Linked DNA regions of Mus musculus: region 2 is linked to region 1. A link is a contact called in ENCODE Hi-C data. All regions are on one chromosome and are shown on one strand. Each heading gives the region's core, a stretch centred on a gene start or an enhancer-like site at or near the end of the contact. The rest is flanking DNA. Distances are from core to core; before and after follow the strand shown.

Region 1 (3,292 bases), core at 245-2,744:
CACTCAGCAAATAAGATAAGATATAAGTCACTGGGAAGGAAAGCTCAATATTGCTTTAGAGTTCGCTGAGATAAATGAATGCAACTTAACTGGTCTAGGTTGTCACTTCACGTGTACAAAACATTTTAAGAACTAAGAATTTCTCTTTCATGCTTAGTAGATGAATAAAGTCATGTAAGAGATGAATAGTGTCACAAAGTCCAAGGGTTTACAAAATCGCCAAGGCACTCTGGGGTGATTTTACTAGTAATGTGGCACGTGATAGGTAGCTTGACTTAAAGGATGTTAGTGTGTGTGTGTGTGTGTGTTCAACTGGATTTTCTTGTAGCTTTGTTTGAGAAAAATGAGTATCTCATGTTGCCCAGGCTGGAATCAAACTCTATCCTCCTGCCCCCACCTCTCAGGTTCTGGGGTTCCCAGAGTGTAGCACTCAAGCCTGGCTACCATTGTGAAAATTATAACTTAGTAATCAGATCCTAGACCATTTAAATAATATGTGTATGTATATATATATGTATATATATGTGTGTATATATATGTGTGTGTGTATATACACACACACACACACACAGGATGTCACATTCCTTTAATCTAAGCACTCAGGCACTCAGACAAGGCCAGCCTGATCCATAAAGTGAGTCGCAGAAATTAAATATATATACTGAGACATTATATTTCTAGTTTACTTTAGGACGTGATTCCAAAAGAGGGGCACACACTCAGTCAATGGTGGAGTTACAACTATGTGCGGGTGTGCTGACTCAAGCCTGTAATCCTAGCACTCAGGGGAGTGGGCTGGGGGAGCAGAAGCAGGCAAGTTCCCATGAGTTCTGGGCAAGCCTGGGCTACAGGGGCCCTGACTTTTCAAAAAAAAAAAAAGGTAAAATAAAGTGGCACGCGAAAGAGTCAACAATGCTTTGCATAACTGTTTTACCTCAAAATCGCTGAAGTTGCCTACAACAAATTAAAACCTTGTGCAAAGTAAAGGCCTGTGGGGTCAGGGCCTCCCTCCTGTCCTGAGGCTTCTTGCTTTCCCGGTTCCTCAACAGTCGGATTCGGGATGAGTCGGGATTTGCCCCGCGCCTCTTCGGCTTCGGCGCGGCGTCACTCTCCGGCCGGCCGCGCAGCGGATCCGCACACCGTTCCGGCCCAAGGCGGAAAGGAGGGGCCTGGTGACTCATGCGGCCGGGGCTGCTGGCCAGCCAGCGAGGCCTCCCTGCAGTCCGCTTCCACCTCCCAGGCCGCCGCGCGTGCACACGGGACCGACCTTCCGGGCCGCGGCCGCGTCCGACCGCTCTCAGGAGCCCAGGCCTCCGGGCCGCAGCCCGCGCGCGTCCACGCTAGCCCCGCCCCCGCCCGCGAGCATGCGCACCAAGCCCATCTGCAAAGGCGCGCCCCCCGCCGCCGCAGCCGCACGCGCCGCCGCCTGGAGGCCGGGCAAGGCCGCGGCGGAGGCGAGGCCCAGCGCCCTGGGCGGCGCGCGGCCGCCGAAGTCCGTCCTCCCGGTGGGGCGACAAGCGGCGCAGGGGAGGGGACAGCCAGACAAGCAGGAAGCCGCGGCTTAAAAGGGCAGCTCGCGCCCAGCCCTTCCTCCCCGCGGTCCAGGCCTGCGAGCTCCGGTCTTTACAGCTCCCGCCGCACTCGCCTCAGCCCGCCGCCGCCGCCATGTACCGCCGTCTGGGCGAAGCGCTGCTGCTGTCCCGCGCCGGGCCCGCTGCCCTGGGCTCTGCGGCTGCAGACTCAGCCGCGCTGCTGGGCTGGGCCCGCGGACAGCCCTCCGCCGCCCCGCAACCCGGGCTCACGCCGGTCGCCCGGCGCCACTACAGCGAAGCGGCCGCCGACCGCGAAGACGACCCCAACTTCTTCAAGATGGTGGAGGGCTTCTTCGACCGCGGCGCCAGCATCGTAGAGGACAAGCTGGTGGAAGACCTGAAGACCCGGGAGAGCGAGGAGCAGAAGCGGAACCGGGTGCGCGGCATCCTGAGGATCATCAAGCCCTGCAACCATGTGTTGAGCCTCTCCTTCCCCATCCGGCGCGACGACGGCTCCTGGGAGGTCATCGAAGGCTACCGGGCCCAGCACAGCCAGCACCGCACGCCCTGCAAGGGAGGTGAGCGCCCTCCGGCCCCTTTCTGTCCTCCCTCCCCTCCAGACTCCCGTAGCCCGGGCCGCTACTCGGCCCAGCCCAGTTCTGCAGGCCGTGCCCCGCTTCGGGCTCCCCCGCCTCGGGTGTGGCAGCCTTAGAGGATACTGATTTTTTTTTTCCGCCCTAAAACTACCACGTAATATGCCAGCCTTTTTACTGGGCAAGTCTTCACCCCAAGCCTCTGCTTGTGTTGATGCTGACTTCACTGAGGACACTGTACAGCTTTTCTTTAGCCTCGGTGCCTGTCATGTCATAGACCGTGAACCCTTAACGCCAGCAGCCGACGATACAAGAACAGAGAAAAATTATCTTCTTTTTGGAGTTGGAATCTTGAAAGTTTGATTAACCAGCGCAGCTTACTAATCTTCTAAATTATTATAATTTTACACTGATGGCTTTTTGTGTTGTGCCTCTTTTCTCCCCTTGGAAAATGTAAAATATCGAGCAGAGTAAGGTCTCTGACAAACAGGGCGACCTGACATTAAATCTAAAGGGTGTAGACTACAGAACTGCCTGCCAGCCAATAGAATGAAATAGCCCTGGGGGTGTGTTCTTGTCCTGGCTAGTACCAGAATTGAGCCTAGGCAAAAGGTAGAGTCCTTAGGGAGTTGAATCAGTTAGATTTGGTAGTTACCAGGGTATCCTGTGGTTTAAACTTTTGGGATGTGTGTAGATTGGCTTACAGCCTTTTTTTAGGGAAGAAAAATACGTTTTTCATTTTCTCTCCACTACAGTACACAATCATACAGCGTTAAAGGTGCTTTAAAAAAAAAAAAGACTATTAAAAGAAAAACCACCTTTTTTCTGTTGCTTAAACTTAATGTATTGAGTAGGAGTCTTGATGGAGGTTGAATTGGCAAGTGAGCAGAGGTTAGACTAGAACAGTGATTCATTTCATTGCAACTTCATAACTGTAATTTTGCTACTGTTAGGAGTAGTTATGTAAATATCTAATAGGCAGGATATTTGATATGCAACCCCTTCAGGGGTTACGGGGGACCCACAGGTTGAGAATTGCAGGACTAGACCTTTGTCTGCCTCGGTTCTGTCCAGTAGTCTTTTTACTACCAGCTGACTAAAAACTATAGAAATGTTTCTGCACTGGAAAAACTGGGGCTGTGATGGTGTTCCCAGTGGTGGAACAAA
Region 2 (3,272 bases), core at 209-2,708, 2.8 Mb after region 1:
AAATCAGAAGAAACTTAATTTAAATAGAAGAAAAAAATCAGAACAGTGGCCTCATTAATTTTTAATGCTGTATCCTTCCCTTGTTCCTTCTGACTCAACAAATCTAGTTTAGAATGGGCAGCCAATGATATAAATCCAAGTTTGACCAGATATATGTAATACAGAATCAATGTTATTATGTTGACACAATCACAGATTTTACAAACATAGCTTGGCCTGATATTTACTCCATCATTCAATGAGTAAAAGTAAAAGAATCTGTGTGACATTTCAGCACAAGAAAAACATCATCCAGAGAAAAGATAACTAAACCACTCGAGACTAAAAACCATGAACAAAAGCCAGGCATGCAAATGTCTACCAAGTAGGTCAGATGTTACTTCCCTTTAAGATACGACAGATACATTCAAATTAAATTATTCCACTACATAACATTCAATCAAAATAAACAAAATTGCCCTGCTAGGTTTCCCTGTTAAAACACCTTCTGGTATTCTTAATAGGGTAACCCCTGCCCCCAACATTCTAAAATTGAATTGTCTCAGTTCCAGTTAGACTATATCGATAAATAGTTAAGTACACGCCTTTCTGCGATGCTAAAGGCACATTTCTGGTCAATGAGTTGTGATGAATTTTAGGCAAGTGATTTGTATTTCCGCTTTCTCCCCATTTGTAAAATATTTAAATACAAGAAAACTTGGCCAAAATGGGACTTTGAAATCGCCCATGAATTACCCTAAAACTATAGGAATGTAAAGAAGTTTTAACTAGCACCTCCAAAGTTAAGAATTTCCGGAACTACGAAGTGCACACAGCTCTAGGCATCTGACCTTGCGGAAAAAACCCGGAGCCCTTTTGGTACTTTCATGCCATTACATCATCTCAACCTATGGCTTCAGCTTACTGACCCGAACAGAGCCTACCTAGTCTGCGTGGCCTTATGTCGTGGAACAGCCAAGAGGGTTATCTGCCATATATTTAAGTGCAGATTCTGGACGTCTGAAACCGGCTCCTGGGCTGGGTCTCTACGAACTAGTGGCGACCCTTCCTAACGCTTCCTTGAGCTTGAGTGTTCGGATGCGCCCGGTCCTCCCCTCTCACCGCTAGCCCGCTGCCTCCGCGTCCACGCACCACCCCCACGGCACCCGATCGCCGACAGCTAGGGCCCCCGCGCGGGTCCCCGAGCGGCTGACTCAGCATCCCTCTGCCCAGGGAGATGAAGAGCGAGGACGAGCCCGGCCTTCCCGCCCCGCCCGTAGCAGCCAGCCCAGATCCCGCTGTGCCGACGCCCGTCACAAGGACTGGAATTCTCAGGCCTCGCGAGGCAGTACCTCAGCTCCGGTCACCTCTACCACGGGGCTCCCTTCCGGGTCACCGAAACTCAGAGTGTGCGACCTCCCTCTGCCCGCTCCTCCGCAACCGCGCGACTCACAGCGTCACGCAATATCCGGACAAAAGGTAAATAGTACAAGCAGCCAATCGAGAGCAGGCTTCTAACGGAAGGGCGGGCGCAGTGGCGAAGGCGGGGCTTGGTTTGGAGACCGGACCAATGGAAGTTTGTGTTTCGAAAACGTCACAGTCAGCGTCCTTTCTGGGTCCGAGTAAGGAAGCCGACACTGGCAAACGCTTTGGGCATCTGCGTTGTGCGTTGTGCGCACTCGCTGCCAATAGGTGTGGGGGCGAAAAAGGGAGTTGGACTGGTTGGCAGCGCACTCCTTAAGTCCCACTTTTTGGGGAGGCAGGTAGATCGCTGTGAGCTCTAGGCCAGCTTAGAATTACTTTTGTTATTGGATTTAGGTTTAACAATGAATTTTCACATTTAAATTGGATTTTGTTCTATTTAAGAGTCATTCTTAAAACACGTTTTACGCCGAGAGTAATTAGTTTGGGTTAATCGTCTAGTCGCGTTGGCTGGCACGAAATTAACTAACCCTTAGAGGTATAATTTAGTCAGACTTTCGTTAACTGCTTAATTTTTATCACTGCTGGGGCTGTGGCTAGGCAGGGTGTCTTGAGCTATGTGAGAGGTACTTGACGCGCTCTCCTTTTCATTCATTATGCAAATGTTAAGGGATTTGATACTGGTTTAGTGAGTTCTGCATATATTAATTTACTTTGAATTAATTATAAGGCCAGGACCAAATCTTTTGTATTTATGGAATGACAGAACCCACCTAGGCATTTTCACTACTTTGCTTTAGCTATTATGCTACATGAACTCATGTATGAACATATCAATACACAAAATTAACTTGAGCATTTTAATAAAGTTTATGTTTTTATAACTTATGATCAATTTTTTTTTTGTATGTACTGAAAACTAAGCCTTAATTTTAGGAACTTTTAGAAGTTAGATGGATAGTTAAACAATCATTGGTTGAGTTTCTTGTTTTGGGCGTTTAGCCAGAAAATAACGCCAATGGTCTATATAGTAGTGAGTTTCAGAATGGCCAGAGTAAGACAGACCTAGTCTGCGGCAGGGGCTGGGGGTGGGGCATAGTGTCAAAATTGAATAACACATTTTTTCTAATTGCCATAAAAACATTCCTACCAAATGTGGCATTTTTTTTTTTTTTAAATTAGAGCCAACCTGCTTCTTGAGTGTACTACTGATGGTGAGATCTAGAGGGGTTTATTTCCGAGTTTTTCTTTCCTTTCCTTTCCTTTCCTTTCCTTTCCTTTCCTTTTCTCTTTTTTTTCTTTTTTCTTTTCTCTTCTTTCTTTCTTTCTTTTTCTTTTTTACCTTTTGACTTTTCAATGACATTTTTGTTTGTTTGTTGTCAAGCTTCAGGCTCCACTTGAGTAACAGAATACATACAAACCACTCTTCTTGTGAAGGTTTTTATTTATTTTATTTTATTTTATTTTATTTTATTGTGTGTGTGTGTGTGTGTGAAGGCTACTGAAATGCCTCAGTGGAAAATAATTTATTACAATAAGAGACATGTCTCTTTTATTTTTGGTTAGGAGCCTGACCTTTAGTGCTTGAGCCATCTTTTCAGCCCAAGAGGTTATTTCTTGGTATCCATGAAAGAGCACCCTCCTACAACTTTTGATAGAATCAAACCAAGAATACTTCCAGTGTTGCACAAAGGAATACACAAGCAAAGTGAAAGTAGATCGGTATAGCAAACTATTTTTGTTAATAAATAAAAAAGTATGTGTGATGGTTTATATGTGTTTGTTCCAGGGAGTGGTACTATTAGGAGGTGTAGCCTTGTTCGAATAGATGTGTCACCGTGGGCATGGGCTTTGATACCCTAGTCCTAGCT

The links. A loop is a pair of places that touch in the nucleus more often than their neighbours do.
Region 2: a loop to region 1 is called in a map of T-helper 1 cell, with 7 times the contacts of the local background. The contact joins the promoter of Ghitm here to the promoter of Glud1 in region 1. A Hi-C loop is called at or near these places in 2 of 37 maps with a recorded cell type or tissue (T-helper 1 cell and T-helper 2 cell).

Annotation. Positions count from the first base shown.
Region 1 is chr14:34,309,233-34,312,524 of GRCm38, forward strand. Glud1 (glutamate dehydrogenase 1) reads left to right here and starts at 1,495. Exons shown (of 13, transcript NM_008133.4): 1 at 1,495-2,110. The coding sequence starts at 1,666. Shld2 (shieldin complex subunit 2) reads right to left here and starts at 1,285. Exons shown (of 10, transcript NM_001360074.1): 1 at 935-1,285.
Region 2 is chr14:37,133,864-37,137,135 of GRCm38, forward strand. Ghitm (growth hormone inducible transmembrane protein) reads right to left here and starts at 1,459. Exons shown (of 9, transcript NM_078478.5): 1 at 1,332-1,459.